Linked DNA regions of Homo sapiens: region 2 is linked to region 1. Evidence: chromatin loops called from intact Hi-C (ENCODE). Cell type or tissue: endothelial cell of umbilical vein. All regions are shown on one strand. Region 1 holds the start of LOC114224 (a long non-coding RNA gene). Region 2 overlaps UBAP1 (ubiquitin associated protein 1).

Region 1 (8,000 bases):
AAAATTAGCCGGGCGTGGTGGTGTGTGCCTGTAGTCCCAGCTACTCGGGAGGCTGAGGCAGGAGAATGGCGTGAACCCGGCCACTCCAGAGGCGGAGCTTGCAGTGAGCTGAGATAGTGCCACTACACTCCAGCCTGGGCAACAGAGCGAGACTCCGTCTCAAAAAAAAAAAAAAAACATTAAATAAACCTTTTTTCTAACAATTAAAAAAAAAGAAAAAAACTCAAGCTGAAAAGAAGCTTAGAAATCACCTGGGTGTAGTTTCCCACACAGAATGGGAATCCCTGCTTCTATACCAAAACAAATGAAAATCCATCCTCTTTTCCAGATTTCTAAGGAAGTAATAGGATTTTTCAGAATTTCTTTTTTTTTGTTTGTTTTTTGTTTTTTTTTTTTGAAACGGAGCTTTGCTCTTGTTGCCCAGGCTGGAGTGCAATGGCGCCATCTCAGCTCACCGCAACTGCCGCCTCCCGGGTTCAAGTGATTCTCCTACCCCAGGCTCCCGAGTAGCTGGAATTACAGGCATGTGCCACCATGCCCGGCTAATTTTGTGTTTTTAGTAGAGACGGGGTTTCTCCATGTTGGTCAGGCTGGTCTCAAACTCTTCAACTCAGGTGATCCATCCGCTTCGGCCTCCCAAAGTGCTGGGATTACAGGTGTGAGATAGCGCTCCCGGCCCAGAATTTCTTATAGGAAAAGTATGTTCAATTAGAAAAAAGAAGCAAGCAGAGTAGTGCTCTTCCAACCTGTAACATACAGTGTCCTGTAACATTAGAAAATAACTTGAAGGTAACAGTAATATTTTCCTATGAATCGAGAGTTACGATTTCAGGTTTTAGAAATTTTAGGTGGAAGTAGCAAGATTCACAAAGGAAAGGGTGCTGACACTGGGTATGTACTAATGAGCCAGGATTGTTAAACACTTTCTTTCCTTTTTTTTTTAGATAGTCTCGCTCTGGGCCGGGCGCGGTGGCTCAGGTCTGTAATCCCAGCACTTTGGGAGGCCGAGGCGGGCGGATCACAAGGTCAGGAGATCGAGACCATCCTGGCTAACACGGTGAAACCCTGTCTCTACTAAAAATAGAAAAAATTAGCCGGGCCTGGTGGCGGGCACCTGTAGTCCCAGCTACTCGGGAGGCTGAGGCAGGAGAATGGCGTGAACCCGGGAGGTGGAGCTTGCAGTGAGCCAAGATCACGCCACTGCACTCCAGCCTGGGCAATAGAGCGAGACTCCGTCTGAAAAAAAAAAAAAAAGAGAGTCTCGCTCTGTTGCCAGGCTGGAGTGCAGTGGCACAATCTCGGCTCACTGTAACCTCCACCTCCCAGGTTCAAGAGATTCTCCTGCCTCAGCCTCCTGAGTAGCTGGGACTACAGATGGTGTGCCACCATGTCCGGCTAATTTTTGTATTTTTAGTAGAGACAAGGTTTCACCATGTTGGCCAGGATGGTCTTGATCTCTTGACCTCGTGATCCTCCCACCTCGGCCTCCCAAAGTGCTGGGATTACAGGCGTGCGCCACCGCGCCCAGCCAATCCTTTTTTTTTTTTTTTTTTTTTTTTTGAGATGAAGTCTCGCTCTTATTCCCCAGGCTGGAGTGCAATGGTGTGATCTCGGCTCACTGCAACCTCTACCTCCCGAGTTCAAGCGATTCTCCTGTGTCAGCCTCCCTAGTAGCTGGGATTACAGGCGCCTGCCACCACGCCTGCTAATTTTTGTATTTTTAGTAGAGATGGTGTTTCACCTTATTCACCAGGCTGGTCTCGAACTTCGGACCTCAGGTGATCTGCCTGCCTCGGCCTCCCAAAGTGCTGGGATTACAGGCATGAGCCACTGCACTCGGCCCTGTTAAAACACTTTACATAATCTCAGTTCTTGGCCAGACACAGTGGCTCATGCCTGTAGTCCCAGCAGTTTGGGAATCCCAGGCGGGCGGATTGCTTGAGCCCAGAAGTTCAAGACCAGCCTGGACAACACAGTGAGACCTGTCTCTACAGAAGTCACAGAAAAATTAGCTGGGATTGGTGGTTCATGCCTGTAGTCCCAGGTACACGAGAGGCTGAGGTAGGAGGATCACCTGAGCTCAGGAAGTCGAGGCTGCAGTGAGCTGAGATCATGCCCCTGCACTCCAGCCTGGGCAACAGAGCAAGATCCTACCTCAAAAGAAATAATCTCGGGCGGGTGCTGTGGGTCATGCCTGTAATCCTGGCACTTGGGGAGGCCCAGGCAGGTGGATCACCTGAGGTCAGGATTTCAAGACCAGTCTGGCCAACACGGTGAAACCCCGTCTCTACTAAAAAGACAAAAATTAGCTGGGCGTGGTGGCAGGTGCCTGTAATCCCAGCTACTCAGGAGGCTGAGGCAGGAGAATTGCTTGAACCTGGGAGGCGGTGGTGGCAGTAAGCCTAGATCATGCCACTGCACTCCAGCCTGGCTGACAGAACGCATCTCTGTCTCAAAAAAAGAAAAACAAACAAACAAACACATTCAGTTCTCACACTTGAATTAGGTAGGTAGGTTGTGTTATGCGTGCTTTTTATGTATTGAGGAAACAGGATCACAGAGGTTGTGTAACTTAACTAAGGTTACAACTAGGTAGACTGAATTTGAACTGAAATCTGTCCAACCTCAATGCCTATGCTGCATTCTTTTATGCCATTTTGCCCCTCTTAGGTGGTCACAGGACCATTCCAATTCCTATAAGGTATAAGCACTAGTTTTAAAGTAATACCATTGTGAACTGCTTGTTCTCATTGAAATAATAGTGTAACTGGAATGATAAATAGTTCATTAAAATTTTAGTCACATTATGTCATCAGAATTCTAGGAGGAAATGAATACCTGATTATTTTGTACTTCACAAAATAAACTGGATAAACTGGATAAATGACTGAAAGTTTCTTTTTTATATTGCTGAGTCAGATTGGATCCGGTTCATTAAGGGCCAAAATTTGTATTTGGCAGTAATCCTCATGTGTTCTCAGAATGCTTGATTGGTCATTATCAGTTGCTTAATGCTTACCAAACACTTCCAGTGTTTTGAGTCACTGAATTGGCTCATGGTAATTGTTAATCTTGTGGTTACTGAGTCAAGAGCCAGCAGTGTGTGTTTTGGCTGCTTCACTTCCTCCTCAACACTTGATATTGTCAGATTTTAAATTAATTTTTTTTTTCTAATCTGGTGGGTTTGAAATTGTATCTATAGTGTTTTTTATCAGCATTTCCTGAAGCTGGGCATCTTTTCATGTATTTTCGTTGGTCATTTGTGCTTCTGCGAAGTGTATATTCAATTTCGTTGCCTATTTTTTTGGTCTTTTCTCTTTTTCTGATTTATTTTTAAGAGTTCTTTATATATTCTGGATACTAATTATTTGTTAATTTATAGGTTGCAAATATCCTTTCCCAATTTGTGACTTGTCTTTTCATCTCTTCATAGTCTTCTGGTGAGAAAAGCTCCTAATTGTAATGAACTGAATTTTTCAGTCTTTCATGGTTTGTGTTTTGTGTTTTTTTTTATTTTTTATTTTTTATTTTTTGAGATGGAGTTTCGCTCTTGTTGCCCATGCGGGAGTGCAATGGCGTGATCTTGGCTCACTGCAGCCTCCGCCTCCTGGGTTCAAGCAATTCTCCTGTCTCAGCCTCCCGAGTAGCTGGGATTACAGGTGCCTGCCACCACGCCCAGCTAATTTCTGTATTTTTAGTAGAGACAGGGTTTCATCATATTGGTCAGGCTGGTCTTGAACTCCTGACCTCAGGTGATCCACCCGCCTGGGCCTCCCAAAGTGCTGGGATTACAGGCGTGAGCCACTGCGCCCGGCTGGTTTGTGCTTGTTGTATCAAATTTGGGAAATCCTTCTTTGCTGCCAGGCATGTTGTTTTAATAAATACAGTAGTATACCTATCTATAATGTGGTATATCTCATCTGACATTTATTTCCAATATTTGCTTGATTACAAAGGCAGACTTCTTAGAAGTTGCTTTCTTATTATCTTTGGAGTTATAGGGCCACAGGGTTTTAAAAGGAGGTTGGATTGTGCCTTACATGTGGGTTTCATACATTGTCCAAACTGAGACACCAACAGATTTGTGAATGAGATGTGCATCTTATTAAATGTTAATGTGATTTGACAATGAGACCTTTCTTTGTGTGGACAGTATTATATACAATTGATAGTGTGTCATTCAGTCTAAGCTGTTAGCACTTTCACTAAAATATATTCAAATTTTTTTTGATGTCTAGTTTTTACAGTGTTGGGCTTTATCAAGAATAGTTGTGGATTGTGGAAGAGCTGATATGGAAACAGAGGAATGTATTTTGCTTTTTTTTTTAAACTCTGTCCGGTTCCTTGGACTTGTGTGTCTCCTATCTTATCAAGAATAATTGTAGATTGTGGAAGAGTTGATATGGAAACATCTTAGAAGAATGTTTTTTGCTTTTTTTAAAAAAAAAAACAAAACTGTCCAGTTCCTTGGACTTGTGTGTCTCCTATCTACCATTAAACCCTTATGACTTAAGGTATATGTATAAATACATATATACATCTTGGTGGCATTGATTTTTCTATGTTGTGTATTAAAGCTGCTAAAAAACATTTTTTCTTTTTTTCAATGAGAAGACTAGTGATTACTTTGACTTTAGGAATTATTCTTCTAAGGAGTCAAGTATTTGATCTGGGCGAGGATCACACTGAAATATAAAACATCTGAGTAATTTGGGTTCACTAAAAAAAAAAAAAAAGAAATGTAAAACAACCACCAGATTAAAAATACACTACAAATACTGTTTACAACCACCAGATTAAAAATACAACACAAATACTGTTTATTTATACAAATAGTATACCTTTGACATTTATGAAAGGCATACTCTTAGATCATTGGGAATCCGTACTTATGTAACTACCATAGTTTATAGTGTCCTTCATGAAATACAGAAAAGTGTAACAGGAAATTTTTAGTTACCATCAGATTTGATGGGTAAATAGAAGAGAGCAACAAAGTAAAGCAATTTGAATGCTAAACTTAGTCTTCAGCTTTTTTTTTTTTTTTTTTTTTTTTAAAGAGATGGGATCTTGCCCTGGTACCCAGGTTGGTCTTAAATGCCTGGCCTCAAGTAATTCACCTGCTTCGGCCTCCCCAAGTGCTGGGATTACAGACGTGAGCCACCATGCCTGGTGCTTTCAGCTACCTTTAACTTCCTGCCTTTTTCTGTTGTTTGTTACTACCACTGGCCTATTCCAGCCTCCTTTAGTAACCTATTGGAAACTCAAGATTAGTCTGTCTTGGGCCGGGTGCGTTGGCTCACGCCTGTAATCCCAGCACTTTGGGAGGCTGAGGCGTGTGGATCACCTGAGGTCAGGAGTTCGAGACCAGCCTGGCCAACATGGTGAAACCCTGTCTCTCCTAAAAATAGAAAAATTAGCCAGGCATGGTGGTGGATTCCTGTAATCCCAGCTACTCAGGAGGCTGAGGCAGGAGAATTGCTTGAAGCCGGGAGGCAGAGGTTTCGGTGAGCCGAGATCGTACCATTGCACTCCAGCCTGGCCGACAAGAGTGAAACTCCATCTCCAAAAAATAAAAAATAAAAAAGATTAGGCTGGCTTTGCCTGTCTTTTGCTTCATCTCATCATCATGGTCTTGGTCCCAGGTGGGGTTTGCATCCTTACTGGTAAGAATGGAATCTTCCTAATCCTAAAATCTTTCTATAGTTTGGGAGTGTTAACATTTCCTTCAGTAGTTTCATGGGGAAGGATATGGGCAGTAACTTCCCCATTTCTTTCTTCTAGTAGATCATTATATCTTTTTTTTTTTTTTTTAAAGACAGAGTCTTGCTGTGTCGCCTAGCTTGGAGTGCAGTGGTGCGATCTTGACTCATTGCAACCTCCTCCTCCAGGGTTCAAGTGATTCTTTCACCTCAGCCTCCCGAGTAGCTGGGATTACAGGCACGTGCCACCATGCCTGGCTAATTTTTATATTTTTAGTAGAAATGGGGTTTCACCATGTTGGCTAGGCTGGTCGCAAACTCCTGAACTCAAATGATCCACCTGCCTCATCCTCCCAAAGTGCTGGGATTACAGGCATGAGCCACCGCACCCGGCCGATCATTATGTCTTATAGGATACCTCATGAGAGAAGTGATCTGGCTGCATGGGTGGAATTCAAGGTCAAATGGTCAGCCAAATTAAAAATCACTGCTGGAGCAGACTTTAGGGGTAGTTTGTGAACTTTCAAATTTGGAAATTATTATTATTATTATTATTTTTTGAGACGGAGTTTTGCTCTTGTTGCCCAGGCTGGAGTGCAATGGTACAATCTTGGCTTACTGCAGCCTCTGCCTCTTGGGTTCAAGCAGTTCTCCTGCCTCAGTCTCCCGAGTAGCTGGGATTACGGGCGTGCTCCACCATGCTCGATTAATTTTGTATTTTTAGTAGAGACGGTGTTTCTCCGTGTTGGTCTGGCTGGACTTGAACTCCTGACCTCAGGTGATCTACCCGCCTCAGCCTCCCAAAGTGCTGGGATTACAGGTGTGAGCCACTGCTCCTGGCCAGACATATTTAATTCTTTCATCAAAGGTTTATTATATTTCCGAGATATTCTAGCCAAAGGAAACAAACTTAACAACTTTTGTTTTCTGAAAATACTTTAGCAAAAATAGAAGGGAGAGGATCAGGAAAAATAACTAATGGATACCAGGCTTAATACCTGGGTGATGAAATAATCTGTACAACAACCCCCATGACACAAGTTTACCTATGTAACAAACCTTCACATGTACCCCTGAACTTAAAAGTTAAAAAAATTTAATGTTAATAAAATCTTAAACAAAAATCACGGAAGGTCTTTAATTGTTTATGTCGTGTCCTATCCGTTTTCTTGAAGAAGAAATATTAGCTAGTTCTTGTAATTTATTTATTTTTTGGGGTGGAGTCCCACTCTGTCACCCAGACTGGAGTGCAGTGGTGTGGTCTTGGCTCACTGCAACCTCTGCCTCCTGGGTCCAAGCGATTCTCCTGCCTCAGCCTCCTGAGTAGCTGGGATTACAGGCCCTTGCCACCATGCCTGGCTAAATTTTTTATTTTTAGTGGAGATGGGGTTTCACCATGTTGGCCAGGCTGGTCTTGAACTCCTGATCTCAGGGGATCCACCTTCCTCAGCTTCCCAAAGTGCTGGGATTACAGACTTGAGCCACCATGCCTGGCAGTTCTTGTAATTTAATAGGGAATCTTTTTTCCTTTCTTTCTTTCTTTTTTTTTTTTTTTTTGGAGACAGGGTCTCGCTCTGTTGCCCAGGCTGGAGTGCAGTGATGCAGTCACAGCTCACTGCTGCAGCCTTGACTTCCTGGGTTCAGGTGATTCTCCTACCTCAGCCTCCCGAGTAGCTGGGACTGCAGGCTCATGCCACCATGCCTGGCTCTTTTTTTTTTTTTTTTTGTATTTTTTGTAGAGATGGGGTTTCATCATGTTGCACAGGCTGGTCTCAAACTCCTAAGTTCAGGTGATCCACCTGCCTCGGCCTCCCAAAGTGTTGGAATTACAGGTGTGAGTCACAGTGCCCAGCCTGCTCTGGATATATTACTGGCATTATATTTAGTGGAAGAGCATATATATATTAGAGTAATGGAGATTTATTTCATTTAGTAGTATAAGAAATTATGTTTAGGTGCAGTTCTAATTTGAGACATTCTGTATCTGTCCTGTCTGATATGTCTCCAACATTGACAGTGGAGATATAAAACATTTTCATCAGTGTAGAAAGTTCTGCTGGACAGCACTGTTGTAGGTCAGTGATTCTCAAAGTTTTAGTGTGTGTATGGATAACTTGGATGTATTATTAAAATGTAGATTCTGAGTCAGTAGCTCTGGTGTGGGCTTGAGAGTTTGTATTTATTTATTTATAGAGATGGGGTCTTGCTATGTTCCCTGGTCTGAAACTTCTGGCCTCAAGCAGTCTTCCCACCTTGGCCTCCTAAAGCACCAGGATTGTGGGTGTGATCCACTGTGCC
Region 2 (8,000 bases), 53 kb after region 1:
AGCAATACTGTACCATAGCAATACCGTATAGCCTAGGTGTATAGCAGGCTGTACCATCTAGGTTTGTGTAAATACACTCTGCCCTCACCGATGAAATCACCTAACATGCATTTTTTAGAGCGTATCCTTGTCATTATGACTGTATTATCTTATTTTTGTTTCTTATAGCTCCTATTGTTGCCTGGCTCACATTGTTATACACACATACAGATTTTGTGTCCTCTGTTAGATTGTATATTCCTGGGGCCCTGTACCTCACACAGACCAAATTCCCATTGCCCATTTAACTAGCTTTTTCACCTCTTTCCCTTTCTCTGCTAATGTCCTCATTCTCTTTTCAGTCACTCAAGTTAGATTTGCTGTGTCTCACATTGCAGTTCAGCCTGACCTCATTTTTCACCTGGGCTGTTGCAGTAGCCTCTTTAATTGGCCCTTCTGCTTGCGGTGTTTTCCTTCTATTTTTTACATAGTTTCTAGAATGATCTTAAAGTTTTAAATTGTCACATCCCTTTTCATAACTGTTCAAAAGGGTTCAATGACTAACCAGTCCTTATTGAGTATAGTCTAGACATAAGGTTATGACAAAGCAATTGAGCTCATCACCTCCTCCATGTTCCCTCCAAACCACGTTACTAGTAGTCTGTTAGACCTTGTACGTTATCTCTCTATATGTTGCTTCTGCTCATGAGCCGTTATCTCCACCTGGAATATTCTTTTTCTCACTATACTGAAAACTCCGTTCAAATCTATTCTAGATTGCGTGTAAATGCTATCTCTTCGAGGGCTTCTTTCTCAGTCCTCCCATCTTTAAGGCTCAGTTATATAGAAATGTACTGAGTTACTCCTTGAAAGCAACAAATAGCCCTGTGTTACTTACTTACTGCAGTACACATTTACTAAACGCATGTTTATGAGAGGTGGTCTACTGGGCACTGCAGGTAGAGATAAATGCCTTAATCACTGCCCTCAAGGTACTTACAGTTGAGAGAAGTTACCTAGAGCAACAGAAAAATATGGTACTTTAACTCTTCTTCCTGTGACTTAAGAAGATTTTTAAAAATGCAGCTTTCAGGAAAAGAAGTTTTGTTTTTCTGGAATTCACTAAGGCATCACCATTTTATTCTAAAAGGTATTACTTTTTTTATCTTCCAAAGTCTATATGCAGTAAGTAATCATAATGAGGGAACTTCAGTTACTTTTGGGAGAAAAAAAATATTTATTGAGATATAATTCACATACCATGAAATTTACCTTTTTTTAAAAAAAAACTTTTTTTGGTTTATTTGTAGACACAGTCTCACTCTGTCACTCAGGGTGGAGTCTAGTGGCACAGTCATGGCTCACTGCAGCCTCGACCTCCCTGAGCTTGGTGATCCTCCCTCCTCAGCCTCCTGAGTAGCTGGGACTATTGGCATGCACCACCATGCCTGGCTAATTTTTGTATTTTTTGTAGAGATGGGGTTTCATCATGTTGCCCAGGCTGGTCTTGAGCTCCTGGCCTCAAGTGATCTGCCCACCTCAGCCTCCCAAAGTGCTGGGATTACAGGTGTCAGCCACCATGCCCGGCCAAAATTCACCTTTTTAAGGTATACATACAGTTCAGTGATTTTTAATATATTCACATAGTTGTGTAATAATCATTACTATCTAATTCCCGAACATTTTCATCACCCCAAAAGGAAACCCAGTGTCCACTAGAAGTCACTCCCCACAGCCTCTGGCAGCCTCCTCGCAGCCTCTGGCAACCAGTATCTACTTTCTGTCTCTATGGGTTTGCCTATTCTGGCCATTTCATATAAATGGAATTCTGCAGTAGCAGCCTTGGTGACTGGCTTATTCACTTAGCATAATGTTTTCAAGGTTTATCCACGTTGTATGAATGAGGTATTAGTACTTCATTTATTTTTGTAGGTGAATAATATTTCATTGTTTGGATATAACACACTTTGTTTATCTGTTCATCAGTTGATGGGACATTGTGGTAGTTTCTAATTTTCGGCTATTATGAATAATGATGCTCTGAACATCTGTAAACAGATTTTTGTGTGGACACATGTTTTCAGTTTTCTTGGGTATAATGTATAGGAATGGCATTGCTGGGTCATAGTAACTCTATGTTTAACATTTTAAAGAACTGCTATTTTTCCAAAGTGGCTGCACAATTTTACAATCCCAGCAGCACTACAAGAGGGTACCAATTTCTTCACTTCCTTGCCCACTCTTATTAACTCGTTTTCATTATATACATTCTTGTGGGTGAGAAGTTGTCTCTCATTGTGGTTTTTATTTGCATTTCTTTCATGTCTAATGGTGTCAAGCATCTTAAGTATCTTTAATACTGAATTAATGTTCCTTTTGTGTATGGAGACTTTATTGGGCCAGAAGAGAGATAGACCTACTTTGTAACGTTTTTCCATGTTTTATTTGTGTAAGAATTTTTTTATTGGCAATAACAAATAGTCATTACTTACCTTTGTACATGATACTATTAGCAATATGATTTAAAAACACCTGTCTTGTTTCTCATTATTCACTGCTTTACTGATGCCTTCAGAAAACTTGTTTTGATTCCCAAATTGTCGATTTAGGCTTTGCTGGGAATTTCCCATTTGGTCAGTCTGAAGCACCAATAAAAGCATGGTATGTGCTCACTGTGCTCATAGCACCCACTGATAACAAAAGGAGATCAAAGCTAAGAGCTCCATTCCAATGTGGGCCATGTGAAATATTTTTGTTCTCTAATGCACAAAGCAATCTTTTTTTGAGATGGAGTCTTGCTCTTTTGCCCAGGCTGGAGTGCAGTGGCGCCATCTTGGCTCACTGCAACCTCCACCTCCCAGGTTCAAGAGATTCTCCTGCCTTAGCCTCCTGAGTAGCTGGGACTACGGCATGTGCCACCACACCTGGCTAATTTTTGTATTTTTAGTAGAAGACAGGGTTTTGCCATGTTGACCAGGCTGGTCCCGAACTCCTGACCTCAAGTGATCCGCCCACCTTGGCCTCTCAAAGGAGGCCAAGCCTGTCTGGCCTACAAAGCAGCCTTAAACTTTGACTGTCTGGAGTCTCCATGGGGTTGTAGTGTTGTATCTGGTCCCCTCCGTACCCAGAGAACAGTCAGACCTAGAGCTCTAGACAGATGGCTTGAAAGTTCCTATAACTGTCATATTTGCCTTTGCATGACAATACAAACTCAACTTTTCAGCTAAAATTTCTTTAGAGTGAGCCAGTAAAACATACACAGCCCTTGCTTCTAGGGTCCAGAAAGCTTCTGTTGAATGTGGCTCACGTGAGGTAGCCCTTAGTGTCATGGTTTAGAACATCCTCTGGTGTCACTCATACATGTGCTGGAGAATTGACCTGTAATAGCTATATAATCTTGGACAGATTTTTTAACTTCTGCAAGCCTCAATTTCTTCATCTGTAAAGGGAGGATGAGGATGATTAGCTTTTAAGGTTGTTAGAAGAGTTAAATAATGCATTTATAATGCTTACTCTGGTTCCTGGAACTCCATAAATACAAGATGACATTATTTATTATTATACTCCAAAACCACATTCTTTTCTACTTTAATATTTCTGCCATCCTCAGCCCCCTCCCTCCCTGCACCGCACCCTGCTTTTTCTGCGTTCCAAGTATTCTACATTACTTTGGTAACTAAAAAACAAAAGTTCAATAAATGTTTGCTAGAAAAGGAAAGAAATTTCCAATTTTTTTAAAATAAAACTTCAAAGAACAATGTTTATAGGGCAATGGGAAGTTAGTTATAGCCTCCATTTTTATTAGGGGAACCAATTGCAAAATTGGGTTTTCTCCACAGTTAGAAGAGCAGAGTCATTGCCACTGCTCTTTTCTCATTGTTCCATTAGTGGTAGAAAGGAAGCCCAGTGATCCCCCCATATGTCTATCTGAGGCACAGCAGCTGGCTCAGGATGTAAAGTAACTTCTTGTCATGTGCCTTTCTAGGCTTCTCTTTTGTTGTTTGAATTTGAATGGCTTGAGTATGACCAGGGGCTCTTTCCTATGTTTCTTCTCTAAAATTCTGGTGTTAGCACGTTAGACCTCTCTTTTCCCCCTTTTTTACTTTTAGTGTGTCTCTCACCTTGGACATTAACACAGATACTGTTTAGCTCTAGTGCTTTGGGGTGAAAGCCAAAGATTTTGTTTTTTCCTGTCCTATGTGAATGTTGCTTTATATAATAGGTCTGTTTCTCTTAAGTGTGCAAAATAAATTTTTGTAAATTGAGCTATACTTAAGATATTGTTAAAGAACCATGAAGTGGCTCTTTGTGTAATTTGCTGTGTAAAAATCTTAATCTGATTTCTTATAAGTTTTTCTGCATTTTAACTGCAACCTGTTCATCATAATCTAATAGATAGTGGTTTAAGAGCATAGAATCTGTAGTCAGACTGCCTGGGTTCAAATCCAGGCTCTTCCATTTAGCTACCAGCTTTATGCTTGGTTGTAGATCCTGTTAAGTAGGAATAATAGTAGTTACTTTAAAAGGTTATTGAGAAAATCTAGAGAGTTAATGCATAAAAAGTGTTTAGAATCATGCATGGCACCTTACAGGTATTTCTTACATGTTTGGGGCTATCATTACCTAGCATGGGATTTGTTTAGGACATTGTGCTAGATAATAGAGATCCAAGGAGGGTCTGTAGCCAGGTTGCTGCCCACAAGAGGCTTGTGGGAACATAGTTTGGTTAAATCTTACAAGGACATTGGAAGCCTTACTCTTTTTAAGTGGGGATCATCCCACACGCCTTAAATGCTGCCTTGTCCGGTTATCCTCTTGCACCAGGAGTGAGGAAGGAGTGAATTGGGTGGTGGGGTAAAGATGGCCACCTGGGTTCACACCCCCTTCCTCTGCTATATCTTTGCAGTATGACTTCTCTTTGGAAAAGAAAACCATTGAGTGGGCTGAAGAGATTAAGAAAATCGAAGAAGCCGAGCGGGAAGCAGAGTGCAAAATTGCGGAAGCAGAAGCTAAAGTGAATTCTAAGAGTGGCCCAGAGGGCGATAGCAAAATGAGCTTCTCCAAGACTCACAGTACAGCCACAATGCCACCTCCTATTAACCCCATCCTCGCCAGCTTGCAGCACAACAGCATCCTCACACCAACTCGGGTCAGCAGTAGTGCCACGAAACAGAAAGTTCTCAGCCCACCTCACATAAAGGCGGATTTCAATCTTGCTGACTTTGAGTGTGAAGAAGACCCATTTGATAATCTGGAGTTAAAAACTATTGATGAGAAGGAAGAGCTGAGAAATATTCTGGTAGGAACCACTGGACCCATTATGGCTCAGTTATTGGACAATAACTTGCCCAGGGGAGGCTCTGGGTCTGTGTTACAGGATGAGGAGGTCCTGGCATCCTTGGAACGGGCAACCCTAGATTTCAAGCCTCTTCATAAACCCAATGGCTTTATAACCTTACCACAGTTGGGCAACTGTGAAAAGATGTCACTGTCTTCCAAAGTGTCCCTCCCCCCTATACCTGCAGTAAGCAATATCAAATCCCTGTCTTTCCCCAAACTTGACTCTGATGACAGCAATCAGAAGACAGCCAAGCTGGCGAGCACTTTCCATAGCACATCCTGCCTCCGCAATGGCACGTTCCAGAATTCCCTAAAGCCTTCCACCCAAAGCAGTGCCAGTGAGCTCAATGGGCATCACACTCTTGGGCTTTCAGCTTTGAACTTGGACAGTGGCACAGAGATGCCAGCCCTGACATCCTCCCAGATGCCTTCCCTCTCTGTTTTGTCTGTGTGCACAGAGGAATCATCACCTCCAAATACTGGTCCCACGGTAAGTCTTTTAAATCCCCCGCCGACTCCCATATTTTCCTGATGACAGGGATTATGTTTTTTCTTGTTGTTTGGTTGATTTTTTTCGAGACAGGGTCTCATTCTGTTGCCCAGGCTGGAATGCAGTGGTGTGATCGTACCTTATTGTAGCCTCGACCTCCCGGGCTCAAGCCTGTTGGGACAACAGGCACATGCCATCACACCTAATTTTTGTGTTTTTTGTAGAGATGCGGTTTTGACACGTTGCCCAGGCTGGTCTCAAACTCCTGACTTCAAGTTATCTGCCTGCCTTGGCCTTCCAAAGTGCTGGGATTACAGGTGTGAGCCACCAAGACTGGCAGTACAGAACAACACATTATTGCATTCTAGAATAGAAATCAATAGAAGTCAAGAACCTTTTGCTACACCAGCTTACAGATTTCTTTTCCTTTCTTTTTTTTGAGACAGAGTCTTGCTCTGTCGCCCAGGCTGGAGTGCAGTGGCACCATCTCGGCTCACTGCCAACCTCCACCTCTCACGCAATTCTCCTGCCTCAGCTTCCCGAATAGCTGGGACTACAGGCATATGCCACCACACTCAGCTAATTTTTGTATTTTTAGTAGAGACGGGGTTTTACCACGTTTCCGAGGCTGGTCTCAAACTCCTGACCTTAGTTGATCCACCTGCCTCCACCTCCCAAATTCCTGGGATTACAGGGGTGAGCCGCTGTGTCCGGCCAGCTTACAGATTTTTTAATGTAAAAGCACATCAAGAGACTATTTAGAGCCAAAAAGGAGCCTGAGTATATTGGTGGGATATCTGTCAGAGACCATAACAAGCCTGCTATTAGCTGGTAAAAAGATACAAAATCTTGGCCTGCTTTACAAGTCCCAGTAATAGCATTCTTGGTCAATGATAGTCTGTGTGAATGCTTCTATTGTCAGAGAGCTCATAGCTGCTTGTAAACTTCCATAAACCTTGGCCCGGGTAAACTTGATAGAGTGCCGAACACCATTATTATCTTCTTGGAGTGGGCTTCATTCTAATTCCTCTTGGTCAGTTGTTGGGCTCTGGTCAGCACTGTACTTCTTCCTTTTCATGGTACTTTGAATGCTTTAGAGAAATTAAAATCTCCCTGGAAAAGATCAGGGATCCTTGGCCAACACTCCCTTCCTCTCATTTAAAGTTAGATTAACCATTTAGAGATCAAAGCCAATAAACTAACAGCAGAGATCTTTCTCAAACTAGAACGCTTGTCATTCTTTGACCAGCCTGATGATGGGAGTTTCTTTCTGACCTGTTCATCTCAGGATGGGAAGAGGCCTGCTTCTTGTTGGCTTGAGAATTTGCTGCCTTCCACCTGCAGGTATAAACAGAGCTGGAGTTCTGGTGTTTCTTTTTTCTTTTTTTTTTTTTTGAGACAGATTCTAATTCTGTCACCCAGGCTGGAATGTAGTGGTGTGATCTCTGCTCACTGCAACCTCCACCTCCCAGGGTCGGGCGATTGTCCTGCCTCTCGCAGCCTGCCAAGTAGCTGGGATTACAGGCATGTGCTATCGTGCTCGGCTCATTTTTGTATTTTTAGCAGAGATAGGGTTTCGCCATGTTGGCCAGGCTGGTCTGGAACTCCTGTGCTCAAGTGATCCACCCGCCTCAGCCTCCCAAAGTGCTGGGATTACAGGTGTGAGCCACAGTGGCTGGCCAATTAAATATTGACTATAATCACCCTGTTGTCTTATCAAATGGTAGATCTTATTCTATTTTTTTCTTTGCTTTTTTCTTCAACAGAGTCTCGCTCTGTCGCCCAGGCTGGAGTGCAGTGGCGTGATTTTGGCTCACTGCAACCTCTGCCTCCTGGGTTCAAGGGATTCTTCTGCCTCAGCCTCCAGAGTAGCAGGGATTACAGGCGCCTGCCACCATGCGCAGCTAATTTTTGTATTTTTAGTAGAGACGGGGTTTCACCATCTTGGCCAGGCTGGTCTTGAACTCCTGACCTCGTGATCCGCCCGCCTCGGCCTCCCAAATGCTGGGATTACAGGTGTGAGTCACCGCACACAGCCATTCTTTCTATTTTTTTTGTACCTATTAACCACCAGCCCCCGACTACTACCCTTCTCAGCCCCTGTGGTAACCATCCTTCTAGTGTCTATGTCCATGGGTTCAATTGCTTTGATTTTTAGATCACACACATAAGTGAGAACATGTGATGTTTG

Evidence for each region. Peaks named below come from ENCODE experiments on the same cell type or tissue, not always from the same donor. Only the 100,000 strongest peaks of a DNase experiment are listed, where the experiment ranks them.
Region 2: a loop joins it to region 1, with 2.5 times the contacts of the local background. A loop is called at or near these places in 12 of 110 quality-filtered maps.

What each region holds. Positions count from the first base shown.
Region 1 is chr9:34,183,392-34,191,391 of GRCh38, forward strand. All of the region lies in intron 1 of UBAP1 (ubiquitin associated protein 1), which reads left to right. LOC114224 (a long non-coding RNA gene) reads left to right here and starts at 2,884. Exons shown (of 1, transcript XR_158845.6): 1 at 2,884-4,741. In endothelial cell of umbilical vein, no CTCF peak of the experiment used is centred here; a DNase peak (open chromatin) is centred at 3,030; H3K27ac peaks cover 1,548 bases.
Region 2 is chr9:34,236,300-34,244,299 of GRCh38, forward strand. UBAP1 (ubiquitin associated protein 1) reads left to right here. Exons shown (of 7, transcript NM_016525.5): 4 at 4,886-5,809. Among named protein-coding and RNA genes, the nearest start is that of UBAP1, 61 kb to the left of the region's middle. In endothelial cell of umbilical vein, no CTCF peak of the experiment used is centred here; a DNase peak (open chromatin) is centred at 3,932.